Linked DNA regions of Homo sapiens: regions 1 and 3 are each linked to region 2. The links are chromatin loops, found by intact Hi-C in ENCODE. Cell type or tissue: IMR-90. All regions are shown on one strand. Each heading gives the region's core, and the rest is flanking DNA. Links, peaks and the distances in the headings are about the cores only. Region 1 has its middle 15 kb from the start of SMIM36. Region 2 has its middle 90 kb from the start of SMIM36. Region 3 overlaps TMEM100 (transmembrane protein 100).

What was found. Peaks named below come from ENCODE experiments on the same cell type or tissue, not always from the same donor. Only the 100,000 strongest peaks of a DNase experiment are listed, where the experiment ranks them.
Region 1: a loop joins it to region 2, with 13 times the contacts of the local background. A loop is called at or near these places in 59 of 110 quality-filtered maps.
Region 3: a loop joins it to region 2, with 4 times the contacts of the local background. A loop is called at or near these places in 12 of 110 quality-filtered maps.

The regions. Positions count from the first base shown.
Region 1 is chr17:55,521,304-55,531,329 of GRCh38, forward strand. It overlaps a transcript of SMIM36 not described here. Among named protein-coding and RNA genes, the nearest start is that of SMIM36, 15 kb to the left of the region's middle. In IMR-90, for the core only: CTCF peaks have their summits at 5,270 (motif pointing right), 5,877 and 6,409 (motif pointing right); DNase peaks (open chromatin) are centred at 5,278 and 6,438.
Region 2 is chr17:55,595,977-55,606,002 of GRCh38, forward strand. No RefSeq gene overlaps it. Among named protein-coding and RNA genes, the nearest start is that of SMIM36, 90 kb to the left of the region's middle. RefSeq lists a silencer at 6,152-6,446. In IMR-90, for the core only: a CTCF peak has its summit at 5,981; a DNase peak (open chromatin) is centred at 5,985; H3K27ac peaks cover 199 bases; H3K27me3 peaks cover 159 bases.
Region 3 is chr17:55,711,253-55,720,416 of GRCh38, forward strand. It overlaps TMEM100 (transmembrane protein 100), which reads right to left. Exons shown (of 2, transcript NM_018286.3): 2 at 8,375-9,164. Among named protein-coding and RNA genes, the nearest start is that of TMEM100, 7.0 kb to the right of the region's middle. In IMR-90, for the core only: a CTCF peak has its summit at 7,084 (motif pointing left); a DNase peak (open chromatin) is centred at 7,079.

The DNA of each region.
Region 1 (10,026 bases), core at 2,453-7,452, 76 kb before region 2:
AGTATTGACAAGAACCCTTACAAAAAATAATTGCATCATGCTAGCTACCCTGTTTTAGGGATAACAAATGTGATCACTTCCCTGGTCTGCTTTCCTTTCTGCTGCTCTTGTTCCCTTTTCTGGTTAGAAATGTTTCACACCCATGATGACATTCTGTATTTCCTTATCTGAATATCATACCATCTGGAGGCATTCTGCATTCCTTTTGGCTTTGGACTTTTTATAACCTGTGATTAGGGTATAGATGAATAAAGATGTCTACTTTATCTTTCTCTAGTTTCCTATGTAGGATTTATATAATGTTAGTGTTCATTTATTTGATGTGTAGATTGGACTTGGGAGGACATGCGTGGATTTTAGATGTATCCTTGCCTCCAAGATGTAGAGAATGCTCAGATGCAACTAAAACTTTGACAGTGTTAATTGTCAGGATGCTGAAAGCAATCCGGAGAGGGAGGTGCAAGCACCATATGGAATAGCAGAAAATCCTGGGGGCTCTACATTTAAAATATATTGGGAATGCAAACTTCTCTTACCATCTTCACCGCTTTGACTTTTTTTTTTTTTTTGCCAACCCACTCTTACCTCCCAACTTGATTAATGCAACTAGCATACCTGCTTAGATTTCTCCACCACCCCTCACTTAGTCTATTTTCAACACAATAACCTGAGTGAGCATTTTAACACATGTCAAACCATGTTATTCCTTTGCTCAAAACCTTCTAATAACTCCCCATTTCACTCCATCAAAAGCCAGCATTCTTACACGGGCAGTAAGGCACTGCACAAGCTGGCTAACCTACCTCTGTCCTCTCATTTTCAAATACTTTCTCCCTCACCTGTTCTACTCTAGCCACTTCGGTGTTTTTTGGACACTCTAAGCCACTACCATTTCAGGATCATAGTACTTGCATAGTACCTGTTCTATCTACATGAGATGTTCTCCTCCGATTATCTGCATAGCTGGTTCCCTGCTTCCTTCAGATCATTGCTCAACTATGACTTTTATGGCTTTCCATGACCATTCCTTATAAAAGAAAAACCTCCTGTATTAGTGTGTTCTCACATCGCTAATAAAAACACACCTGAGACTGGATAACTTATAAAGGAAAGAGGTTTAATGGACTCACAGTTCCACGTGGCTGGGGAGGCCTCACAATCATGGCAGAAGGTGAATGGGGAACAAATTCACATCTTACATATAGGCAGGCAAGAGAGTTTGTGCAGGGGAACTCCCATTTATAAAACCATCAGATCTCATGAGACTTAATCAGTACCATGAAAACAGTATGGGGCAAACTGCCCCTGTGATTCAATTATCTCCACCTAGCCCTGCTCTTGACATGTGGGGATTATTACAATTTGAGGTGAGGTTTGGGTGGGGACACAGCCAAATCATGTCACCTCCATCCCTGGGCCACTCCTTTTCTCCTTTATTCTGCTTATTTTCTATGGCACTTGTCCCCATCTGACATGTTCTTAGTGTTGTCATGCATTTTGTTTGTGATATGACTCTCCCCTCTAGAAAGTAAGTTCCATGAAGGCAGGAAGTTTGTTGTATTCATTGTATCCCTGTACACGGGCCCAGAGCATGGCAGGCACATTCTAAGCATTGAATATATATTTGGGGAATGAATAAGCCGTTCACAAACACATCTCTTCCAATATTAGGAAATAATGGTGATAAAAAAAGATCTTGGCAGGGGATTAGAGAAATATTATAATGAGGAAAGAGGTCCTAGTTTAATGCTGTGGGCTGAATTGTGATTTCCAGAATTCATATATTGAATCCCTAACCTCAGAATGTGACTGTATTTGGAGATAGGGCCTTTAAAGACATGATTAAGTTACCATGAGGCCATTAAGGTGTCCTTTGAAGAAGAGGAAATGAGACCACACAGGGAGACAGCAGGGATGTGCATACTCAGCAAAAACACCACATGAGGGGCTGGGTGTGGTGGCTCATGCCTGTAATCCCAGTACTTTGGGAGGCTGAGGTGGGCAGATCACGATGTCGGGAGATCGAGACCTTCCTGGCCAACATGGTGAAACCCTGTCTCTACTAAAAATACAAAAATTAGTTGGGCATGGTGGCACGCACCTGTAGTCCCAGCTACTTGGGAGGCTGAGGCAGGAGAATTGCTTGAACCCGGGAGGCGGAGGTTGCAGTGAGCTGAGATTGTGCCATTGCACTCCAGCTTGGGCGACAGAGTGAGACTCCGTCTCAAAAAAAAAAAAAAAAAAACATGTGAGGACAAAGCAAGGAAGCAGCTATAGACAAGCCAAGGAGAGAGGCCTCAGAAGAAACCAGACCTGCAGACATCTTGATCTTGGACTTTCCAGAGCCTCCAGAACTGTGAGAAAAATAGGTTTCTGCTGTTTAGGGCACCTAATATCTGGTATTTTGTTATGGCAGTCTCGGCCGACTAATACATCCAGCTTCAGGGAAAAGTAATATTTTGAGTTGGGCTTTCAAATTGCCTGGCTCTATTTATATGAAGCCGAATGGAAAACATAAGCTCATTAAAAGTTTCTTTTTTCAGAAAAATTGTTTCAAGTTTTGAGGATAACATATTAATATCTAACCTCCTAAGAAAGTTTTTCTTTTTCTTTTCTTTTTTTTTAACTTTTATTTTAGGTTCAGGGGTACACGTGCAGGTTTGTTACATAGGTGAACTCATGTTACAGAGGTTTGCTGTACAGATTATTTTGTCACCCAGGTACTAACCTTAGTACCTAATAGTTATTTTTTCTGGTCTTCTCCCTCCTCCCACTCTCCACCCTCAAGTAGGCTCCAGTGTCTGTTGTTCCCCTTTGCGTCTATAAATTCTCATCATTCAGCTCCCATTTATAAGTGAGAACATGCATTATTTGGTTTTCTGTTTCTGCGTTAGTTTGCTAAGGATAATGACCTCCAGCCCCATCCATGTTTCTGCAAAAGATATGATCTCATTCTTTTTTATGGCTATGCAGCATTCTGTGGTGTATATGCACCACATTTTCTTTATGTAATCTGTCATCGATGGACATTAGGGTGATTCCACGTCTTTGCTATTTTGAATAATGCTGCAGTGATCATACACAGCATGTATCTTCATGGTAGAATAATTTCTATTCCTTTGGTTATATACCCAGTAATGAGATTGCTGGGTTGAATGGTATTTGTTTTTTAGCTCTTTGAGGAATCACCACACTGCTTTCTGCAATAGGTGAACTAATTTACACTCCTACCGACAGTGTATAGGCGTTTTCTTTTCTCTGCAACCTGGCCAGCATCTGTTATTTTTTGACTTTTTGGTAGTAACTATTCTGACTGGTATGAGATGGTATCTCATTGTGGTTTTGATTTGCATTTCTCTAGTTCACTAAAAGTTTCTAAGGGTCCAGTTGTTTCAGGAAGTCCATTATTACTAAGAGAAAATGGTATTCTATTACTAGTAACAATTGTATAAAGCTAGTGAAAAAAGTGCCCTATTACTAGTAGCAATTGTATAAAGCTAGGATTGACTTCAATCCTGGAATAGTGAAGGATCACCTAAGAGGTGGGCTATCATTACATTGTCATCATCATAATTCACATAGACTGAGAGCTTACTATGTGCTAAGTTCTCTTCTAACTGCTTTACATGCACTGAGCCATCCGATCCTCCCAGCAACTCTATGGAAGTTTATCCCTCCATTTTACAGATGAGAAAACTGAGGCACAGACAGGTTGAGGAAGTTGCCCAAGGTCGTATGTTTTTATGTGGCAGAGCCAAGGCTTGAATCTAGGCAGTGGCAATGGAGCCTGCACCTGTAACTTCTATACTGTACCTCCTTTTATATATGTTCCCCTGTCTACAGAAGGCTTTCTTCTGTAACATTGAGATGTGCTAGTTCTTAGCTTAGCCTTCTGTTAGCACCAACCTACTTTTCAGCTTTATTTTCATTATTCACATATATTTGGAAAAACTGTGTCATCCCTTGTCTCTCCACTTTTCCTTAACTCTCCTTCCCATTACCTTGCCTCATTGATTAATTGATTGATTGATTGCTGTTCTAGTTTCTTATGCCTTCTTTGCTCATCCTTACCTAAAATCCATCTTTAATACCAAGTCCAAATCCTACCTCCCCCATAACATTTTACATTACCCTTCTCCTCTGAAAATTTCATTGTATGCACAACTAATTTAGAATTAATAATGTACTTCCCAATTAAAATTCTTTTGATGACTGAATATTCTATACAAATCTTCCTAAGATTTAACTTTTCACCAGTTTTGTGTTGCATCTTCAAAATAGATTTAATTCACTGAGGATAGGGACAAAATATCTACTATATATGATACTTTGTACATAATGAAAGTGTGATAGACATTTATTGATTTTTTTTAAGACAGGGTTTCACTCTGTCATCCAGGCTGCAGTGCAGTGGCGTGATCTCGGCTCACTGCAACCTCTGCCTCCTGGGTTCAAGTGATTCTCCAGCCTCAGCCTCCTGAGTAGATGGGTCTACAGGCAGGCGCCACCATGCCTGGCTAATTTTTGTATTTTTAGTAGAGATGGGGTTTCTCCATGTTGGCCAGACTGGTCTCGAACTTTTGTGCTCAAGCGATCCGCCTGCCTCGACTTCTCAAACTGCTGGGATTACAGGCGTGAGCCACCACACCAATTACAGAGCTGTAATTGATTTGTTTTGATTTGGGAAAACAAACAAAAAACTGGAGATAGAGAAAGGAAACAAATGTGGCCAACAAGGCCATTCTAATTTATAGCTAGCACCATTTTGAATGAATTATATATGTTAGTTCCTTTAATCTTTACAACGTTTCTCTAAGAGCAATACTACTATTATTATTATTAATTATGATTATTATTTGAGATGGAGTCTCACTCTGTCCTCCAGGCTGGAGTGCAGTGGTGCGATCTCGGCTCACTGCAACCTCCACCTCCCGGCTTCAGGCGATCCTCTCACCTCAGCCTCCCAAGTACCTGGGATTACAGGTGTGCGCCACCACATCTGGTTATTTATTTATTTTTTATTTTTTGTATTTTCAGTAGAGATGGTGTTTCACCATGTTGGCCAGACTGGTCTTGAACTCCTGAGCTCAGGTGATCCACCCGTCTCGACCTCCCAAAGTGCTGGGATTACAGGTGTGAGCCACCTCGCCCGGCCGAGAAAGACTATTATTATCCCCATGTTATAGATGAGGGAAATGAAGCCTAGAGGTACTATGCAGTTTGTCCACTATAACACAGTGCAGGCAGCTGCAGTCTGCCTCCTCGCCAGCAGAGGGCATTAAGAGACCATGACCATGTGTAAGTCTAAGATTTATGGTCCAATTTTCCTTCCCATCAGGATCAGGAAATGGACAATAATGGCTTTTGGATGATCATGGAGTTTTCTCATTTTCCACTTCTTTATATCACCAGTGACATTCTTTGGGCGACAACAGAAAAAATAAGCTAATTTTTTCCCACATGACCACACACAGTTTGCCTCTGGCTCATTTCTTTCCCCTCCCCACACTCTCAGTCTCCTTCCCCACTTCAAGGAACTGTTTTCCCCTATAATAATGCATTTGCTGGAATTATCTGTGGGGAATGTCCAAATCCCAGGATACCACCAAGCCTCAGGGCTCAACGGTGGCTCTACTCCCCTCAGCTGTTGGCTCTCAGCACTCTTAAGATCATTTTATTATTGCAAGCCTGAAAAATGAAATTACTTCGGAAGAAGATACCCTCCCAGTTCTGCAATGCACTCAAAAAGTGTCTTTTGGATGATCTTTTGTTTGGCAGATTTGTAGTTTAAAATGGTGGTGGGGGTGTTTTGTAGAAACAGAATGTGATTCTGCTCTATGTCCTCATGTTATTGACCATCTTCAAAAAGGATTTTTACTGCTAGAATGTGAGAAAAAGAGAAAGGAAAAGTTATATGGACCAATTATCTCTGGCTGCTAAGGAACATTCAGAGATGAAAGCTGCCACAGCCAGAAACAATATTTCTCTCCTGGTGGGGATTCTCTGGTTTCCTCAGAGTCCTTAACTTCTGAGAATATGGTTTAAGTAGCAAGAATTTTAAATTTAGCCAAGATCTAGTGAGCCATAGCTTCTAGAAGTCAGAGTACATCAGAAAAAGGAGGGACTAAGAACATTTGGCGCAATCCACTGATTTTATGATCAGGTCGCTAGGCCTGTGGGATCCAGTTTTTCTCAGTCTGTGGCTCTTTCCCTCACATCTACTCTTATTGTCAACTAAAGTGACCTGTCAGGGAAACTGTGTTTTCTTTATAGGTTTGCATGAGGGTGACACTATAGGCAATTTGAAGTATCTTTTTCCTTCTTTTTATAGGTTTGCATGAGGGTGACACTATAGGCAATTTGAAGTATCCTTTTCCTTCTTGGAGAGAAACACTGCATGTGCACGCTTACCAAGAGAGGGCACCCTCTGAGCAGGAATTTTCTCTTGTAGTCCATTTTACAGTCAGAAAAAATAGGCTGCCACTCTGCAGATCAGGGGAGAAGAGAACTATCAACTTAGGTTTGAACACCTTGTGTCTGTCGTCAGAAAGCATTAAACTTAGCAGGGGTGGCAGAAACCAGGGTCTGCCTACTTAGCCCCAGAAGACTAACACCTACCCCTTTTTCTGCACCTGCGTGCAGCTTCATATGCGTGTTCATGCTGGCCTTTTCCTGAAATGCCTTTCCCGTTCTTCCTCCTCTGGAAAACTCCTAGTCACTGGTCAGAGTCTTAGGTTGCACCCTTCACTTTTCAGCCTTCTCTCCTTTATATTCCAGAACTTTTCACATGCCAGGATTAGAGCACATATTACCCATTATTTTAGTGTGTCTTACGGTTTGCAATATGAAGCCCTTAAAAATCTACATTGTGTTATCTCATTGTTCTCCAACTGCCTAGCCTCATGTGAGGCACAATAATAAATGCCTGACAAATGCTTGTTGCCTATGTGAACACATAAATCAATACCATTGCTCACGATTATTTACTAACCAGGATAACAACACAGGTGGGTGGGATTATTCAAGGAAGTTCTTTTTTTTCAATTTCATATAATATATATTTTTAAAGATAGGGACTTACTCTGTCACCCAGGCCTGAGTGCAGTGGTGCGATCATAGCTCACTGCAGCTTCAAGCTCCTGGTCTCCAGTGATCCTCCAGCCCCAGCCTCCCAAGTCGCTTGGATTATAGGCGCACACCACCAAGCACAAGCACAGCTATTCAAGGAAGTCTTTTTTTTTCTTTTCTTTTCTTTTTTTTTTTTTTGAGTTGGAGTCTCACTTTTGTTGTCCAGGCTGGAGTGCAGTGGCACGATCTCGGCTCACTGCAGTCTCTGCCTCCCGGGTTCAAGCAGTTCTGCCTCAGCCTCCTGAGTAGCTGGGATTACAGATGCCTCCCACCACACCTGGCTAATTTTTGTATTTTTAGTAGAGACAGGGGTCTTACCATGTTGGCCACGCTGGTCTCGAACTCCTAACCTCAGATGATCTGACCCTCTAGGCCTCCCAAAGGGCTGGAATTACAGGCATGAGCCACTGCACCAGCCTCAAGGAAGTCTTAAACCTATAACGTAATTGTTTTTACTCTTTCTGCTAAGACAGTTGGAAGAAAATGCAATTTGCATATACAGAAAAGTAGCTAAAGAGCTCTGGATGAAGAACCAGGAAATCTGGGTAGAATTGAAGCTCTGCCACAAACTGCCTGTGTGACATTGGATAAGTCACTTATATTAGTGACCTCATATTTTCAGGGGATTCCTTCAGATGTTTGTTCTGGGTCTGTCTAGCACCAACTATTTAAACTTGTGTAAAGAAGAACTCATAGATGTTGACATTTATTCTGAAGAAAAAATGGAGGTGACAGAACTATCCTTCTCAGGTTTCCTCTTGCTGCAGTATAAAAGAGATATTCATACAGAGACAATACAAAGCAGAATATGGTTAAAAAATGCTAGTTTGTTTTACAAATAAGCAGCCAAATTTTGCCCAACAACTCATAATTAATTTACCATTAAAAATATTTCATACTATATATCCAGGCTGGGAGCAGTGGCTCATGCCTGTAATCCCAACACTTTGGGAGGCTGAGATGTGTGGATCACTTGAGTCTAGGAGTTCAAGAACAGCCTGGGTGACATGGTGAAATGCCCTCTATACAAAAAATACAAAAGTATCCAGATGTGAGCCTGGCACGGTGGCTCACGCCTGTAATCCCAGCACTTTGGGAGGCTGAGGCGGGCAGATCACAAGGTCAGGAGATCGAGACCATCCTGGCTAACACAGTGAAACCCCATCTCTACTAAAAATACACACACACACACACACACACACACACACAGAGTATCCAGATGTGGTGGCACGTGCTTGTAGTCCCATCTACCTGGCAGGCTGAGGAGGGAGGATCACTTGAGCCCAGAGGTCGAGGCTGTGGTGAGCTGCAATGGCACCACTGCACTCCAGCCTGGGTGATGGACCCAGACCCTGTCCGAAAAACAAACAAACAAAAAACAAAACAAACACATTTTATATAATACTGAAACCTAACTTTTCCTTCTCAATAAGTTAGCCTATGCAAATACAGTTCAGCTGTAGCAGATGAATCTTCATTGCTCATTTAGGTAAGTGCATCCTCAGCCATCTTGCTGATAAACTGAGACTGTTTCCATCATCGTTCATAGAAGATGCAAATACATCCCTTTGGGGATGATGTGTTTAACTAATATTTCACCATCAAACTGAAAGCTGAGTTCTCCTCCTAAGCCCTAGCGAGGAAAGAGAAATAAAAGAGAAAGTTTGATCTGAAAACAACAAAGCTTTAAAAATCCCCAGAAGGATCTCTAAACTCCATGGGGATTTGGCAAAAGGTCATTTGGAATGGATTGTATGTAGCCAGGATAGGAACCCAATTTGGCTTCCAGAGATTGACTGAGGTGGTAAAGGTCGAGGGTAGGAGAGAGGAGGATTACAAATCAATCCAGCCCAGGGATGTGAAAACAGTTGGTGCTGCTCTAGGAACTCAGAATGATGTGGACTTCACCTTCCTCTCTGCCATTTACACACTACGCCCTATGGTCCTCCTTTGGCAATTGAAATATTGGTGGAGGCAGAAGGTTTCCCTTTTAGCAACTGGGATGGGAATCTAAGAGATTGTAGAGCTAATTAATACAGACTGCCCCAGACGCAGTTAAAAATGCAGGAGAGGCTGGGCGCGGTGGCTCACGCTTGTAATCCCAGCACTTTGGGAGGCCAAGGCAGGCGGATCAAAAGGTCAGGAGTTTGAGAACAGCCTGGCCAGCAGAGTGAAACCCCATCTCTACTAAAAATACAAAAATTAGCTAGGCATGGTGGCGGGCGCCTGTAATCCCAGCTACTCAGGAGGCTGAGGCAGGAGAATCACTTGAACCCAGGAGGCAGAGGGTGTAGTGAGCCGAGATCGTGCCACTGTACTCCAGCCTGGGTGACAGAGCTAGACTCCGCCTCAAAAAAAAATGCAGGAAAGCAGAAGGAATTGCTTGGATGTAGAAATTCTTATTTGGGAATTGTCTGCGGGGAATGAGGAAGAAATAAGTGACAGGTTGTTTTTTTGACCCTCTTCCCTTAGGCAAGTTCAACTATTAGATTCAGGCAGCCAGGCACAGGGAAATAAATAAAATTTCCTATTTAAGCCTACCTAATAATAATGATTTAATTTCCCTTTTCTTCCCCACAATCATGACAAAAGTTGTAGATTTTGCGGACTTTCAGATTCCATTTCTATCTCCTTCCAAGCCATCCTTCTGAAGCAAGATATCTTCTTAATCACTCCTATCATTATCAACTTTCAGTGGCTCTCCATGGTTATTAAAGGCCAAACATCTCAAGCATGCAAACATCTCCACAACCCCAACGCTGCCTGCCTTTCCCTTTTCTTCCGCTGACCTCCCCACATGACCAAACTTCCCTCAATAATGTGGCAGTTACTTGTAAGTTCATGCCCTTGCCCTCCTTTTGGCTTGGTGAACCCTCATGGATTCTTCAAAACTGGCTC
Region 2 (10,026 bases), core at 3,350-8,349:
ATTTAGAGACAGGGTCTTACTCCTGCTGCCCAGGCTGGAGTGCAGAGGCATGATCATGGCTTAACTGCAGCCTCGATTTCCCAGGCTCAGGTGATCCTCTCACCCCAGCCACTTGAGTAGATGGGATTAAGGCATATGCCACCAGGCCCAGCTAATTTTTTAATATTTTTAGTAGAGATGGGGTTTTGCCATGTTGCATGGGCTAGTTTTGAATTCCTGTGCTCAAATGATCCACCTGCGTCAGCCTCCCAAGTGTTGGGATTACAGGCGTGAGCCACCATGCCCAGTGACCATTTAAATTCCTACCAATAATGCACAAGGATTCCAGTTTCTTGATATCTTCTCCAAAACTTGTTATTTTCTCTTTTCTGTTTGTTTGTTTGGTTTGCTTATTTGTGGTTAATGACATGGGGGCAAAAGCAACTGCATCTTGGATGCTAATCTGCCATGTTGACTTCTGATTAACTCCAGTTCTGGGAAGGCCTCATAAATTTTCATTTTATCTATTGTTCCTTGTGTAAGAGCATGTACTTGTTGTAAAGCCTGCTCTTAGGTTAAACAACCTTGATGTTATCATACTTCAGTTGCCCTACACATCTCTTCTGAACCATGAATACCATTTTTTATGGTACATAAGCCCTGGATCGTAAAAGAGATGGTGCCAGGATCCGCCATCTTGTCTCGCTGCCTGAGACACAGACATGGCATTGTAAATCCCTATTAAATGTTTCTTTCTGAGAAACTGGATATGTCAGCCTCTTTCTTCAGCCTCTCAGCTTCCTCAGTCTTTTGGAGGTAGGTTTGCATAGACATGTTCACCACAGAACAAATGACCATCCTAACGAATATGAGGTGATATAGTATTGTGCTTTCTATTTTCATTTCTCCAATGATTGGTGACGTTGAACATCTTTTCATATGCTTGTTGTTCATTTGTTTATCTTCTTTCAAGCCCTGTGCTTATTTTTTAATCGAATTTCTTGTTGTTGCTGGGTTGCAGGGGTTTTAAAATATGTTTAGATATTAACCTATTGCAGGTTGAGCATCCCTAATCCAAAAACTCAAAATCTGAAATGCTCCAAAATCTGAAACTTTTTGAGTATTGACATGGTGTCACACATGGAAAAGTTCACACCTGACCTCATGTGACTGGTGACTGTCAAAAACCAGTCAAAACTTTGATTCATGCATGATTAACAATATTGTATAAAATTACCTGCCAGCTATGTGTATAAGGTGCGTATGAAATGTAAATGAATTTCATATATAGACTTGGTTTCCATCCCCAAGATATGTCATTATGTAAATGCAAATATTCCCAAATCTCAAAAAATCTGAAATTCAAAACATTTCTGGTCTCAACATTTCAAATAAGATATACTCAATCTGCCTCAGATATATGGCTATAAATATATTCTTTTATTTCATAGGTTGCCTTTTCATTTTGCTGATTATTTCCATGGCTGCACAGAAGTTTTTAAGTTTGATGTAGTCTTATTTGACTATTTTTGCTTTTGTTGTCTCTACTTTTGGTGTCATATCCAAGAAACCACTGCCAAATTCAAAGTCATGAAGGTTTTTCTCTGTTTTCTTCTAGAAGTTGTATAGGTTCAGGTCTTATGTTTAGGTCTTCAATACATTTTGTGTTAGTATTTATATATGGTGTAAGGCAAGGACATACACATGGTTATACAGTTTTCCCAACATCATTTGTTGAAGAAATTATCTTTTCTCTATCGTGTAGCCTTGGCACCTTTGCTGAACATCATTTGACCATATATGTGAAGGTTATTTCTGAGTTCTCTTATCTGTTCTGTTGGTCTATGTGTCTGCCCTTATGCCAGTACCATGCCGTTTTGATTACTGTAGGTTTGTGTTTTGAAGTTAGGAAGTATGAGGCCTTCAGCTTTGTTTTTATTCTCAAGATTATTTCTTCTATTCAGAGTCCTTTGAGATTCCACAGGAGTTTTAGAATTTTTGTTTTCTATTTCTACAAAAATACCATTGCAATTTTGATAGAGATTGCATTAAATATGTAGATTGCTTTGAGTAATATGGACATTTAAAAATACTAAGTCTTTCAATCCATGTACAGTGGATGTCTTTCCATTTATTTGTGTCTTTAGAATTTCTTTTAGCAATGTTTTGTAGTTTTCAGTGTACAAGTCTTTTGCCTACTTGTTTAGGTTTATTCCTACGTGTTTCATTTTTGTTGATGCTATTGTTAATGGGGTTGTTTGCTTAATTTTTTTTTGGATTGCTCATTATTAGTGTATAGAAACACAACTGATTTTTGTGTCCTGAAACTTTTCTGAATTTGTTTATTATTTAATAGTTCTGACAGTCTTTTGTGAAATCTATAGGGTTTTCTACATATAGTATCATGTCATCTGTGATTATGAGAATACAGATAATTTTACATTTTCATTATCTATTTCTATTCTATTCATTTCTTTTCTTGCCTGATTTTTTAAAAAAATTGTTTTTGGCTAGGACTTCCAGTACTAGTTTGACTAGAAGTGTTGAGAGTGGACATTCTTGACTTGTTCCTTTTTGTAAAGGGGGAGTTTTCAGTTTTTCTTCTGGTCCTAATTTGTTAATTGCTTTTTTTTTTCATCATAAAAGGGTACTGCATTTTGCCATAAACTTTTTCTGCATCAATTTGATATAATTATGTGGTTTTTGTTTTTCATTCTATTAATGTGGTTATTAGATTGATTCTCATATGTTGAACCATCCTTGCATTCCAGCAATAAATGCCACTTGATTATAAGTTATAATTTTTAAATATGCTGTTGAATTTTCTTTGTTAGTATTTTATCGAGGGTTTTACATGAACATTAATCAGGGGTATTGGTCTGTAGTTTTCTTGTCTTGTAGTATTTATGTCTCATTTTGGTGTCAGTGTAACTAACACTAGCCTCATAGCATGCCTCATAGAAGTGTTCCCTCATCTTTTTGTTTTTAAGAGAAGAATTGGTGCTAATTTTTAAAATGTATGGCAGAATTCTCCAATGAAACCTTATGATCCTGGACTTTTCTTTGTTGGGAGGATTTGGTTACTGATTTATTTCCTTACTTGTTATAAGTATGTTCTGATTTTTAATCCTTTATTATTTAGTCTTAGTAGATTACATCCTTCTAGAAATTTATACATTTATTCTAGGTTATTTGTTGCTGTATAATTGCTCATAGTAGTCTTATGATCTTTCTTATTTCTATAGCATTAGTTGTAATGTCTTCTCCTTTTTGTTATTTTAATCTTTTCTCTTTTTTCTTAGTTTTCCTAAAGATTTTCCAATATTGTTGATCTTTTCAAAGAACTAATTCTTATTTTCACTGATTTTTCTAATGTTTTTCTATTTCATTTATTTATGCTCTAATGTTTGCTATTTTTTTCCCTTCTTTGGTTTTATTTTTTTCTTCTTTTTTTCATTCCTTGAGTTAAAAAGTTAGGTTGTTGATTTGAGATCTTTCTGCTTTTTTAATATAGGTGTTTAACATTATAAACTTTCCTCTTAGGAGTACATTTGCTGCATCCCATAAGTTTTGGTGTAATGTGTTTTCATTGTCACTTGTCTCTAGATATTTTAAAATTTCCCTTTGATTTGTTCTTTGATTATTCAAGAGTGTGTTAATTTTCATATATTTATGAATTTTCCTGTTTTCCTTTTGCTATTAAATTTTAGTTTTATTCCATTGTAGTCAGTAAAGATACTTGGTGTGATTTCAATTTTCTTAAATTTGTTAAGACTAGTTTTATGGCTCAAAATGTGATCTACTTGGAGAATGTTCCATGTGTTCTTGAGAAGAATGTGTATTCTGCTGCTGTTGGATGGAATATTCTGTATATTTCTGTTAAGTTCATTTGGTCTATAATTTTGTACAAGTCCTCTATTTCCTTGTCGATCTTCTGTCTGGTTGATCTATCATTTATTAAAAGTGGAATATTGAATTATCCTACTATTATTGTGTTATTGTCCATTTATCCCTTCAATTCTGTCAGTGTTTGCTTCGTATATTTGGGTACTCTACTGTGAGCTGTATCTTCCTAGTGAATGTACTCTTTATCATTATATAATGTCATTCTTTGTCTCTTGTTAGACAGTTTTTGACTAAAGTCTATTTTTTATATAAATATGGCCACTTCTGCTTTCTTTTGATTACCATTTGCATGGAATACCTTTTCTATCCTTTCTCTTTAAGCCAATGTATGTCTTTATACCTAAAGTGAGTTTCTTGTAGAGGGTATATAGTTGGATCTTTTTTTTTTAAACAAGAAACTATTCAGTCATTCTATGTCTTATAATTTGACAGTTTAATCCATTTACACTTAAAGCAATTACTGATAAAGAAGGACTTCCTATTGCCATTTTATTGTTTTTGGTATGTCTTGGAGTTTTCTCTCCATTTTTATTTCTTGCTGCCTTCCTTTGTGATTCATTGATTTTTTTGTAGTGACATGCTTTGATTTCTTTCTCATTTTCTTTTGTGTATATTCCATAGATGTTTTCTTGTGGTTATCATAGAGATAACATAAAACGTCTTCTGGTTATAAAATATATTTTAAACTGATTATAACTTCAATAGAATTTAAAACTCTACTCCTTTTCATTCTCTACCACCCATTAATGCTATTGATGTCATAAATTACATATTTTAATATTTTATATTCATTAATATAGTTTTATAGCTAGTTATTTATATGCTTTCTTTTAATTCTATACCTGAATTAAAAGTGATTTATACACCAGCATTACAATTTGTTTCTGTATTTATTTATATATTTACCTTTATGGAGAGCTTTAAATGTTCATATACTTTTGTGCTGCTGGTGTTAGCATTCTTTTATTTCAACTTGAAGGTCTCTGTTTAGCAATTCTTATATGGCAGGTGTAGTGGTGACCTCCCTGAACATTTATTGATTTGGGAAGGTCTTATTCTTTCATTTTGAAGGACAGTTTCCCCAGATGTAGAATTCTTTGGTAATTTTGTTTTCTTTTAGTGCTTTGACTATATCATGCCACTCCATTCTGTTATAAAATGTCTCTGCTGAGTTATCTGCTGATAACCTTATGAGAGCTCACTTTTTAATGACAAGTTGCTTTCCTCTTGTTGTTTTCCAGATTGTCTTTGTCTTTGACTTTTGAAGGTGTTATTATGACGTGTCTCCCATGGGCCTCTTTGGGTCCATCCTAGTTAGAGTCCTTTGAACTTCTTGAATTCGGACATCCACTTTCTTCCTCAGATTTGGGAAGTTTTGGGTGATTATTTCTTCAGGTAAACTCTCTGCTCCATTCTCTCTTTTCTCACTTTTTGACTTCTATAATTCATATATTGGTCAGCTTGATAGTGTCCAATAAGTCCCTTAGGCTTTCTTTTATTTTCTTCATTATTTTTTTTTTGTTCCTTGGACTTTATAATTTTAAATGAACTGTTTTTTAGTTTCCTAATTCTTTTTTCTGTTTGATCAAGTCTGCTATTGATACCCTGTAGTAAAATTTTCAATGTAGTTATTGTATTCTGCAGCTCCAATATGTTTTGTTCTTTTTTATAGTTTCTATCTTATTTTGATATTCTCATTTTGTTCATGCACTGTTTTTCGGACTTTGTTTAGTTACTTGTGTTCTCTTGTAATGCATCAAACTTCTTTAAGAAGATTATTTGAATTCTTTGTTGGCTAATTCATAGATTTCCATTTCTTGAGAGTCAGTCTCTGGAGTTTTTTTGTTTCTTTGATTGGGTTATGTTTCCTTGTTTGTGTGCTTTGTAATTTTTGTTGTGATTTTGCATTTGAAAAAAAATAACCACCTCTCCCAGTCTTTAAGGACTGGCTTCACATAGAAGAAGACATTCATCAGTCAGCCTGGTTGGAGGTTCCAGAGGTCTTTCAAACCTTTCTTGGGGATGCATTTTCTCTGGGTTTATTTCTCAATTAGATAGGTTTGCTGGTTTTTCAGGAGCTGTAGTCTCTTACTCACTCTGGTGGATGTTTATGGCACTGCAATTTTCTGGCACTTCCACAAGCCACTGAGCTCTCTCTCTTCTCAATGGCCCCCAGGACTTTGAAATATGCCAGTTTTCCATCAGTGCTTTGAGCCAGGTGAAACAGAAATCAGTTTCTTAGGAAGCCCCCAACAAAAGCCAGAAGGTTGGACACACATTTCTCTCCTTTTTTCCTCCTATGGGAAAAGCCATGATCTTGGTACTTTCTCCCTATCTTGATGAGCTATGTTGGCTCTGTCTGCAGTATTGCAAGTTCTCTGGTGCTGCTTCTAAGTTGTTGAGCTCTCTTTTGTTCTCAGAGGCTACCAGGAATCCAAAGTATGTAGGTTTCCCCATCAATGCTCTGTGCTAGGCAAGACAAAAACCAGTCCAGGCATTCCCTTCAAAAGCTGAAATGTTGAATGTGCATTCCACTCCTCTCTTTTATTTCCCAAAGAGAAGCTATATATTGGAGTTTTCCTTTTGATCATGATCTGTGCTAGCTTTGGGGAAGGTCTGATGCAGTTGACATGAAATAGCTTTTCTTACCTGTTTCAGGGGAGATGTTATTGGCTTTCAGTTTGCCTGGGATATTGCATCTTCCTAACTGGTTTCCGGCATTCTTATAAAGGCATTTTGGAGCATGTATTGTTGTTGAGTCAAGGTTTTTGTTGGGGAGTGAGGTCTTGGGCTTCGTATTCCACCATCTTGCTGATATCACTCTATAGCTACTTTTTAAGGTAACATCAAAATCTACCAAGGTATTAGATGGTCGTTACTTTATATAAATCTGTGCCATCTCCTGGAATGTTCTGTATTCTAATTAAAATACTTAATACAAAATTTATTTCAGTATGAATATTTTTGTGTCACTCTGAGGATTTGTATGCCTGAGAATATGTTTAGCATCCTGTCATACTTAAATGACAGTTTGGCTGAATATGAACTTCTTGCTCTAAGTACATTTTTCCCCCAATACTTAAAAATACTACTCTATTTTTAGAAATTCTTTTTTTGCTGTTGGTTGTTACTAGTGTTGGTGTTGAAACATCTGAAATTAATCCGATTCTCGATCAGTATTGCAGGATCTGCTTTTTATTCTCTAGGAGCTTTTGTAACTTTCTCCTTGCCTTTGATATTCTTACATTTTTTAATAAGATGTCTAATGTGGGTTTTTCTTTATTCTCCTCTTTGGAATTATCTGACTCTTTTACTGTAAAGTGTCCTCTTCTTCCTTCTTTTCTTTTATTTGGGAAAATTTATCTCCATTACTTCTTCAAATGTTTTCTTTTCTTATTATTGCTTTCTCTTTCTGGGATTTCTATTATTCTCATATTACTAATTCTAGTTGTATTTTGCTCTCCCTCCACTTCTTAGATTTTCTTTTATGTTTTATATTTTCTTGCCTTTTTATCCTTCCTTTTGAGAGATTTTTCTCAATCCGGTTTTTCACATTTTGAATCTATTCCTTAGCTAATTCATGCTATTTGTTTGATTTTTTCTTTATTTTAACTAGGTTTTTTTATATCTATTATTAATTGTAACTTTTATCATCTCTTTCGGTTCTAATGTTTCTTCTTTGGCACCATATGTAACCCGTAAGTTGTTTTTATTTAAAATAGTTGTGCTTTTCAAATGTATTTTTATTTTGCTTTGTGAGATCATTTTCCCCAGGAGATATTGGCTACTTTGTCGAGAAGGGTAGATCTTAAGCTGCAGCAGCCCTAATTAGCTCAGGTTAGGGAGCTAAGCCCTTGGGCATGGTAGGTGGGGGACGGGGTGGGTGGTGGGAGGGAGGGGGGAATGTCTGCTGATATCTTAAACTCACATGTATTTATTCTTGAAGTATATGCTTCTTTTCTCCCCCCACGGCTAATGAAACCTGCTTTCCTTTTGGTTTTCACATCTATTAATAAAACGATGTGGCTCATTTCTCATCCTCCTCCAAGAAGTGGCCAATTTCTGGTGGGTTAGAGAATTCCCAGGGGCTATAAGATAGAAATTGATGCTATTTAAAAAATGCCAGAGAGTCTTCCACTATGCCTAAATATGGCCATGGGAGAAGGCCAGGTACAGAAAAACCAATTAGTTACTTCTGGCCCTTAGGTCAAGGCCTCATTCTTTGCCCAGAGGAAGTAGCATCCTGAGATTGTAAAAGCTAATCAGTCTTAAAGAGTTTGGAAGGGGATGAATGGGGATTCTCTGCTCAAGGTTAGTCTCTACCTGTTTTTCTTAATGCCTCACAAATACATATCTTCTGCACTCCTTTGTTTGTATTACCTTGCACACCTGGACCAGAGCTGAGAGCCATAAGGATGAGGACAGAAATTGTTTGTCCGAGGCAGCAACAGAGAAGAGCAAGAGGAAAACACCAAGAGTTCCTATCTTATTGTACTCTCCCAATGTATGCCGTTATTCCTTCTATTCAAAGTCAAAGCCTCACTCATACACCAGTCCTAAACAGTATAACTCCAGCTCTCTTGACAAATTTCTAGGTATTTTCCCTCTTCAGTACTTCAGAGGAAGGAGTCAGCCATCATACTGGTTCAGCGTCTTGAAATATCTTGATTTTAATCTTATTTCTAATTTTTCCAAAAGTTTGATCTTGGACAGTTTACTTTATTTCTCCTTATTTTTTTTTCTTTTTCTTTTTTTTTTTTTGAGATGGAGTCTTGCTCTGTTGCCCAGACTGGAGTGCAGTGGCGTGATCTCGGCTCACTGCAAGCTCCGCCTCCCAGGTTCACGCCATTTTCCTGCCTCAGCCTCCCGAGTAGCTGGGACTACAGGCGCCCGCTACCCTGCCCGGCTATTTTTTTGTATTTTTAGTAGAGACGGGGTTTCACCATGTTAGCCAGGCTGGTCTCAAACTCCTGACCTCGTGATCCGCTTGCCTTGGCCTCCCAAAGTGCTGGGATTACAGGCGTGAGCCACCGCGCCCGGCCCTTAGCTTTCTTAGAATAAAATGGGACTAATACCTAACCTTGATATTGATGTAAATATTAGAAATAACATATAAGTCATTAGTGCTGTTATTGGCATAGAGTAGAAATTCAATAAACCATAGCTCCTATTATAATTATTGCTTTTGTTACTGTTGTTGTAACAGAAAATTAGAGCTGAGCCTGCCTTTCTGTTCAGCAATGGGATGTTCTGGATAATGGGATGCAATGTTGCTGTGCTCTTCGTATAAAAGGTCATCTTTACTGTGTTTAGGATAACATCACTGAGATTGTTTATTTTTCCTTTGGGGCTATGTATAACCACTCAGAGGATTTGGGGGTCCGGGCTCCAGGAAATGAAGATGTACCTGACAGCTGTCTTATGAGGGGAAGTAACTGACCCCTATAACATGATCAAAAGCAGAAGGAATGGTGTGGGTGACCATTGTGGATATTGGGAATAGCCATATTCAGATCCAGCATTTACTTTCCTTCTTGTCTGTTTCAATTCCTTTCTGTTAGAGCCCAATGCCTTCAATAAAGGAACATTACATACTACAGAGTGGCTTTCTTGTGCTTGGGTAATTAAGAGATATAACTGTCCATTTTGGGGATGATGAGTCTTGAGAAGTTTGATCATGAGATAGTAAGAAGAGTCTACAAAAAGCTGGTCCAATCTCAGATGACTGACTGAGCTGACAAACAGAGTGGACCTGTGGGGCAGCCCAACAGGCCTCAGGGATTCTCAGAAATACTTGGGGTGGGGAACATGATAAAAGACTGCGATTCCTAAAGTAGCAAGATAGGAGATAGAAAATTCTGATTTGACATTAAGGGAAAGTATGCCTCACTGTAGGATGGAGGATCAGGACCTTTGCCTTGCATTTTCTAGTTCCAAATGATCTGTGTTAATATTAGCACCCTCCAGCACTCTATACCTGCTCGCAACAGAACAAACACTTGTTGCCTCCTCTCTTGCTTGGAGGGCTCTTGGGGACAGAGCTTTGACTCTGAGTCACTTGATTGTCAGCCCCCCTGCCCTGGGTACTTGGCTTCCACTGTGGTCAGCAACATTGATTTCTGCAGTGGACCTGGCAACATT
Region 3 (9,164 bases), core at 4,165-9,164, 120 kb after region 2:
TTTCAGGATTCCTTAGGCAGAGGGTATTTTTAAGATGTGACTATCTCCTGAGTGGCTGGATCATGAATAGTCTCTATTATCGCTGATTCATTTAGGTACCAATGTTGTACCACAACTAAGGCCATAAGACTAGAATACACATGAGGCTATGGCCCATGAAAATTTGTGATTAACTTGGAAAGGAAGGGGATATGAACAGAAAGTAGGTTTTACTCCCATTACTTTTATGCTCAAAATATTATTACTTTTATCCTACTTTGAGCCTACTGAACCAGAATTTCTGGGGTCAGCACCTAAGTTGAGTCTGATGCAGTCAGTACTCAGACAGGCATTTGGAAACCACCAGTCAAGACCATCTCTTAAGTTCTGATGCAGTCACTACTCAGGCAGGCATTTGGAAACGACCAGTCAAGACCATCTCTTAAGTTCTGTTGAGATGTAAGCTTCTATTATTAAAAACAACAACAACAGCCAGGCGCGGTGGCTCATGCCTGTAATCCCAGCACTTTGAGAGGCTGAGGCAGGCGGATCACGAGGTCAGGAGATCGAGACCATCCTGGCTAACATGGTGAAACCCCGTCTCTACTAAAAATACAAAAAAAAAATTAGCCAGGCGTGGTGGCGGGTGCCTGTAGTCTCAGCTACTCAGGAAGCTGAGGCAGGAGAATGGTGTGAACCCCGGAGGTGAAAGTTGCAGTGAGCCGAGATTGCACCATTGCACTCCAGCCTGGGCAACAGAGAGAGACGTCGTCTCAGAAAAAAAACAAAAAACAAAAAACAAAAAACTAACAACAACAAAAATGAAAAGCCCCAAACAACAATAACAGAAACCTCAAAAGCAACAAGAGCCTGTTAGTAAAAAACCACATTGCATGATCATGTTATATTTTCTACATGATTTCTACACGTATTATAGATATTGATGCAAATTTTAATTCACCACTGTAACTTTTTTTTTTTTTCACATCTGGTACCATCAGAAAGAATGTAGCTGTAGACACAACCAGTTTCAAGACTTGATGAACCATCCTTAACTGCATGGCCCAAGGGAGGACATTCCATGGGAACCTACAATGCCTGCATTAGCAAGACAGTGGCAAAATTGCAATGGAAAGAAGAAGAATTTGCAGCCAGAAGAGGTCTAGATCTGGGTGTGAATTGTTTCTATCACATATGCACTATTTGATCATGAGCAAGCCATTTAATCTCTTCAAGTCTCAGTTACCGCATCAAAAAATGAGGATAACATTTTATAGAGCGTCTGGAAGGAAATAGCAAGGCAATGCAAGTGAAAATGCTATGTCCACCTTAAAGCACCAGGCAAATGCTAATTGGCCCTCTACTAGGTAGTTTGATAGCATCAAAGTTATTTTTTAGCTATATAAATTTGGATATAGATATGCCGAACACAAAGAACCTTTAGTTTGGCCAAAAAAATTGATCTATGCGTGGATTTGAATTTTCTCTCAGTATTTGCAATTTACTTTTTTTCTAGACTTTACTATGAGCTTAAGTATTTGCAATTTCGCACGTGACATAAGCTGCTGTTTTTCTATTAATGTCCTATTTGACTGATTTTCTTGTAGCTTCCGTAGTTTTATATGTCACACAGATTCACTCAAAGCATATGTCAACTTTGAGACAGACAGTAATCCTACCTAATGTATTGAGTAGCAGGCATTGCCATAAGCACTTTATATCTATTAACTCAATTAGTAATTACTACAACCGTATTATGAACCAACATTATTCCCATTTTGTTAATGAGGAAACTGAGGCAGAGAGAAACTGACTTGTGCAGAGATACACAGGTAGTAAGTGATAAAGCTGGATTCCAAGCCCAGGTACTTTAACCACAGTGCTATGGTGTCTTTAGGAAGATAGTATGTGATATGATGATGAGGAGAAAGATTTTAGTTATAATTTTTTTTATTAATGATCCCCAAGTGCTTGTGCAATATAAGAACCTGAATATTTGGCTGGACACAGTGGCTCACGCCTATAATCCCAGCACTTTGGGAGGCCGAGGTGGTCAGATCACTTGAGGTCAGGAACTCGAGGCCAGCCGGCCAACATAGCGAAATCCCGTGTCTACTAAAAATACAAAAATTAGCCTCGTGTGGTGGTGTGGTGGTGGGTGCCTATAATCCCAGCTACTTGGGAGGCTGAGGCAGGAGAATCACTTGAACCTGGGAGGCAGAGATTGCAGTGAGCTGAGATAGCACCATTGCACTCCAGCCTGGGTGACAGAGTAAGACTCTGTCTCAAAAAAAAAAAAAAAAAAAAAAAAAAAACCTGAACATTTCATTATCTGATTATAGGTTTGAGCTCTATGGATATTGGAGTTATTTAACCCCTTTGCTTGGACAGAATTTTGCGGTTGATAGATATCCTTAACAAATTCTTTAATTTTCACCCAGTAAGGTGGAGAGGCTGAAGGCTAGCTCTCACCATCACCTTTTGATGTTCACTTATGGTGTTCCATCTGTGAGTGCTCCTGATTGCTCCTCCTCAATTCCCATCACCTGGTTAACTCCTTTGTCTGTCCTGGGCTTATCAAGTCACCACCTGCAGGAAGCCTTCTTTGATTTCCCCTGACATGTGTTACGGTTTCCAAATATGCACTTCCTTCGCACTGTGCATCTAGTGGCAGGCTGAGGCTGGCTTATAATCTGAATCTTGAATTTTCCACAAGGGAAACTCAAGGAGGATGAGAATGAAAGCATCAGCCATATGTTTGGTGGCAGAAGATGTGGCTAGGGTCCTGAGCCTCACAAGACTCAGGAGAGAGTGTTTTGATATTTGTTAAATGCTGCAAATATATGGAGGTTGTCAGAAAAAATCCTGGCTTCAGATGGCAAATCATTCCATAATAATCTCTAATTTTAGTCCGGGTTTCTCAAAACTGTTGCTGACCTTACTCTTTTTTTTTTTTTTTTTTTTTTTTGAGACAGAGTTTTTTGTTCTTTCATCCAGGCTGGAGTGCAGCAGTGCGATCTCGGCTCACTGCAACCTCTGCCTTCTGATTTCAAGCGATTCTCCTGCCTCAGCCTCCTGAGTAGCTGGGACTACAGGCACCCGCCACCACACCCGGCTAATTTTCTTGTATTTTTAGTACAGACTGTGTTTCACCATGTTTGCCAGGCTGGTCTCGAACTCCTGACCTCATAATCCACCTGCCTCGGTCTCCCAAAGTCTCCCAAAGTGCTGGGATTACAGGCGTGAGCCACTCCACCTGGCCCCACTCTTTAGCTTAGACACCTGAGACTGTGTTGCTCAGCTTCTACTTGAGACATTCCTTCAAGAACCAGGTACTGACAGTTTACTGTGTACCAGGCAGGATAGGCAGTGTGGCTAAGTGAGTGGGTTCTGGATTTTGAACTCAGGCCCTAAGTGTGCTCACTATGTGATCTCATTTAATGGCTTCATCTATGTCTCAGTTTCCTTATCCGTGAAATGAAGGCAATAATGGTATCTATTTCACTAGGCTGCTGTGAGGATCAAATGAGATATTCCATGTGGAGCTCAGAATATGACCTTTGGAGCATAATGGATGCTTGATAAATGCTGAAGCTGGGACTGCGATGACTTAAACTTCCAGTCTCTAGTTTGGTTTCCTGATCTCCAGAGCACTTCCCGAGAATTTCTCTTTCGCTGCTTTGCTCCTCCAAAGTCCAAATCTAAATCCTACTTTCCCATTCCAAATCCTTCTCCTATCTCTAACTTGCTATGCTGTATCAAGCCCACATTCTTGTGCTACGTCTCCTTTCTTAAAACTTTAAAAGCAGATGTTACACCCATAAAAATGGCTAAAATGAAAAAAGATGAAAAATACTAAAAAATGGCTGAAGATGTAGTGCATCCAGACTCTGAAGAGTGCTGGCAGGAGAGTACACTGACTCAATCACTTTGGAAAACTTTCTGGCAATAAGGCTGAACACATACTGTCCTTTAATCCAGGAATTCCACACCTAGGTCTACCCTCAGCAGAAACATGCACATACGTACATCAAAAATCATGTAGAACAAATTTCATCATAGCACAATATTAGCTACCTACTGCTGCAAAACATATTACCCCCAAACTTAGCAACTTAAAACAACAGACATTTATTATCTCACAGTTTCTGTGGGTGAGGAATCTGGGAATAACTTAGCTGGGTTCAGGGCCAAGGTACCCATTAGGTACGGCAGGCACCAGGCCTAGGGACCACGATGCTTGTTAGTACAATTTCCTCCTTCCAGTGAGTGAGATACTTCCTTTTTGTTGTAATGGAGGAAGGGGCCCACAAAGACAAAAGTGCATAGGTCCCATAAAGTCACCGTGCAGCCCTGGCTGGATGGGTTTCTCATGAGGTCTGTCAAGCTGTCATCCGGGAACACAGTCCTTGGAAGCCTCCCCTGGGAAAAGATCCACTTCTATGCTCACTCAGGTAGTGGCTGGCAGTTCTTAGTTCTTCTCTAGTTGTTGGCTGGAGACCTCAGTTTCTCACCACATGGGCCCCTGCATGGCTGCCTGAGTGACCTCAGGACATGGTAGATGGCTTCCCTCAGAGAAAGAGGGAGTGAGGGAGAGTGGGAGCAATCAAAAGAGAGAAAAAACAAGATGTCTTTATAACCTAATCTTGGAAGTCAACTACTACCCCTTCTGCCATATTCTATTGTTTACACAAACCAACTCTGGGACAATGTGGGAGGAGGCCACAGAATCTGTGAATACCAGGAGTCCGGGATCATGTGATACCGTTAGAGGCTGGCTACCAAAAATACTATCTTCAGTCATTAAAAACTAGAAACTATCCAAATGTCTATCAACAGTAGAAAGACTAAATAAATGATACTGTATTTGTACAATGGAATTCTACACAGCAATAAGAATGAACCATTTATAACTACGTACAACCATATAGATTGTAGCTCATAAACATAATGTTGCAAGAAGAAGCCAGGAACAAATAGTATACTTGATACGATTCCACTGATGCAAAGTTAAAAAACAGGCAACACAACTCTGGGTGTTAGAGGCCACATAGTGGTTTCGCCTGGAGAGATACTGATGGAAAGTAGATACAAAGGGAGCTTTTGGGTGCTGGCAATATTCAGTATCTTTGTCTGGATGTTAATTCCACAAGTTTATAAAAATTCATTGAGCTGTACAACTTTCTCTGTGTAAATTATACTTTAACAAGAGTTTTTCAAAAGTAGATGTTGTAATACCTGTATTGTCTCCTTTTGCTAAAGAGACATTCTGGAAATGATTTTGGTTATGGCTAAGCATAAAACTGGGTGCTATAGGCTGGGCGTGGTGGCTCACACCGGTAATCCCAGCACTTTGGCATGCCAAGGCGGGCGGATCACGAGGTAAAGAGTTGGGGACCAGCCTGACCAATATGGTGAAACCCTGTCTCTACTAAAAACACACACCAAAAATTAGCCAGGCGTGGTGGCGGGCACCTGTAGTCCCAGCTACTCAGGAGGCTGAGGCAGAAGAATCACTTGAACCGGGGAGGCAGAGGTTGCAGTGAGCCGAGATCGCACCTTTGCACTCCAGCCTGGGCGATAGAGTGAGACTCCGTCTCAAAAAAGAAACAAACAAACAAAACAACTGGGTGCTATAGACTGAATGTCTGTTCCCTTCCACCCCCCAATTTATATGTTGAAATCTCATCTTCAATGTGGTATTTGGAGGTGGGGCTTTTGGGAGTTTATTCGGTTATGAAGGTGAAATTCTCGTGAATGGGATTACCACCCTTGTAAAACAGGCCACAGAGAACTCCTTTGCCCCTTCTACCATCTGAGGGCACAGCAAGAAGGCTTCACTTATGAACCAGAGAGTGGGCCTTCCGCAGACATGGAATATACTGGCACCTTGATATTGGACTTCGCAGCCTTCAGAACTGTGAGAGAGAAACATTTCTGTTGTTTATAAGCCACCCAGTCTATGGTACTTTTGTTATAGCAGCCCAGAGGTTTAAGACACTGGGGCAACTACAATGTGTGGTCAACCTATTGTTCCTGGTGCTAGGCCTCGCCTGCTGTGAGATCTTAGCTGAACAGTCCCTTAACCTCTCTGAACTATAGTTTCCTCAATTGTAAAGTGGAGTGAACACTTATACTCCCAGCCTCAGAGTGTGGTGAAGAATATCAGGTACAGTTGAGTGCTGTTACACTATCGAGCACTATAATATCAAGATCTTCCAAGTTCAGAACCGTAATACTTGCCTGGAGACCAGAATATGTATCGCCTATTTAACATCTCTCTCACCTGTATTCCTCTCTTTCTCTTTAGGGATGGTGGGGGGGAGCGGGTGATGGAAAGTAGGTTTGAGGCTTTGTGATCTGGCTCTCTGGGGTTCATCCTTTGGCCTCAAACTTCTGTGCTATCACGTGATCTCCTTGTGCAGTTTCTCCAGGCAGGATTCCCTAGATTAACCAAGAGAGTAAGATGGGGAGCAGAGCCACCATACAGCTATGATTCTCACCTGGGCCAGAGACCAGCTGCACAGAACAAGGTTAAAAGTTGTTTCTGTGCACTCTGGGATGTCTGTGTTTAGGGGGAATTCCACTAGGTGATATAGCTGGTTTCTGATATTCTAGGGAGGAGTCAGATTATCTTTTTAATACATTTATGCATGCATTTTATATGCATTCATTTATTTTCTGTCGCACCTGCATATTTGTATATAATACAACCATTTGTAAAGATAGACCTTACCCAATAAAAACATTTTATGAGATAATTGTGATAATTTGTAATCCCAATTTGAGTTTATTCTCCTCGTGGGAGTTGGGGTTCACAGTGTGTAGAACTATCTCTGCGCCGTGCAGCTATGTAACAGTATATACCTTTTAATGTGACTAGAAGCTCCCTAAATGGAGCAAGTCTTTCCCGTACTAACAGAACCCCAAGATAGCCACTGTGAAGTGGCTTAGGGAAGTGTGTAAGGGTGGGATAAATGGAGAATCTCCACCAACTCCTCACGTTTAGGAGAGATTTGATCCCATTTTGGTTATTACAATTTAGGTCTTTCCATAGAACTGTTTCTTCTGGGACTCAAGTAGCTGCATGGGGCCCCCTGGTGGCCGGAAATAATTCATGAGTTTGCTTTTCAAGCATTTTGAAGGCCAGGTCAGGCTAGAGAAGAATAGAGAGTAAATATTCGCCTCCAACTGCTGCTTACAGTGGAGGTGTAATAGAGAGTGAGATGGCCTCTTTGGGGGAAAAATGAGAACTAAACTTTTTTCTTTAACGAGATTAGAATGGACTATAATTCTGGATAAACCATTCACTTTCTGATTTTTTATTTTTTGGCTCATTTAGCACCTTAATTAGGTACTTATTGAGTACTTAATCTCCGTAAGCCATTATGTTAGGCATTTCACTAGGGTTAAAAAGAGGATCTATCACACACTTCTAAGGAGCTTTGGAATAAGGATAAAACTTATGCCACCAACACGACAGAAAATAAAAGATGCCATCAGAGAATAAAAGATGAACTCACGAAAGGGCATTTACTTTCAGATAAAAGGGAAGACTTCCGGGAAGAGGTAGCATTTGAGCTGAGTGCTGATGAGAAGCAGGATTTGGGGAGATTAAAATCAAGGAAACAATGGCACTATAAGCGAGGGAAAACACAAGTTTGGACAGACATGGAGGCAGGAAAACCAAAGTCGGGTGCAAGAATGGTGAATAGTCTATTCTGGCTAACTCATAAGGAGGTTTGGGGATTAGAGTGAGTATGAAAACTGGATACGTCCTTTTGGATCAGACTGGAGAATCTTGAACCTTGTCTGAGTAATTTCTTAATACAGCAATGCGGTGGCGGGGTGGGGGGTGGGCTTTGAGTATCTTTGCACGGAGAAGAGGCATGTGAAGGCACAGACTCACTTGCATTGAAATGAGCACAGCCCCCTAAACTTGCATTTGGTTGGGAGGAATGTTGATCTGTACGTGACACCATCTGACCTGCAAAGTCATTTTTAGGGTGTTTCCACTTACCAAAACTACCTGAGCATGAGGGAGTAGTAAGGGCCCCAGGGCTCCTGTCATGTTTAATTAAATTTCTGGACAGAAAGACTTTCAATGAGTGTGCTATGCTAGGCTGATTTTGTTTTCCAAGTTTTAAGAAACCTTCATGCCTATCTTTCGATTCTAGCTTAAGGTGGTTTAAACTACATGAATGAGCTGTATTTCTGGCTGGAGTTACAGGGTAGAGTCCTAGCTGTGGACTAGCTCAATGTCCACTGAAGAATTCAAGCAGTAACTTTATTTGCATTGTATTAGATCTAACTGAGTAAGAAACCTGAGAATCTACATTATGCCTGGCATATAGTTGGTGCTGGCATACGTGTTAAGCAAATAATTAACAACTGATTCCACAAAAATGTAATATACATTTAATAGCACATTATAAAGTTCCTGACCAAAGACGTTGATTTCCTAATTATAATAGCACAGAAATCCTTTAGAATTTAGTAAACGTAATTAAGACTATTCAGAAGTAATGAAAAACCAATATGATAAAAACAAAAATCCTCCAGTAAAGAAGGAACCTGTCCATTTGAGAGAAATACAATTGAGAACTTGCAAATGAGACAAGGGAAGATGGCAATTTGGAACTGCAATAGAAATAACTATAGCAGAAACAACCATTTAAGAAGTTTTAGCAGCAATAAGTATTTATTATTCTGAATGAAATGTACAGTTGACTTTTATATAAAAATCATCAAAAGTGCTATATTGGATTATTTTACTATTAATTTAACCCCCAACAGCATCTATTAGCTATAACTTTAATGGGTTTTTCTTTACTTCTGATACATCATTACAACTGGCTAACACTGTCCAATGTTAAAATATAAAAAATATTACTTTTCAAGATAAAGTACCACCAGTGATGAGTTATTAAAAGTATAAAATGAAAACAGACGCCAGTGAATCAATGTATTGAAAAAAATTATCACAGAATTTCATAGACATATGCGAAACCCAAGGTAATTTAGATCCTTGGCAGAACATTTTTATGATACATCTTAAGACTGTAGGTTATTTCTTTTGGAGGCAAATGTCTAGTGTGCCAGGCCTATCTTGATTTTTCTCATCTTTTCTTGGCTACTTTACAGGGTGAACCAAATACTGTCTAATGCTGTGCACTCCCATGACC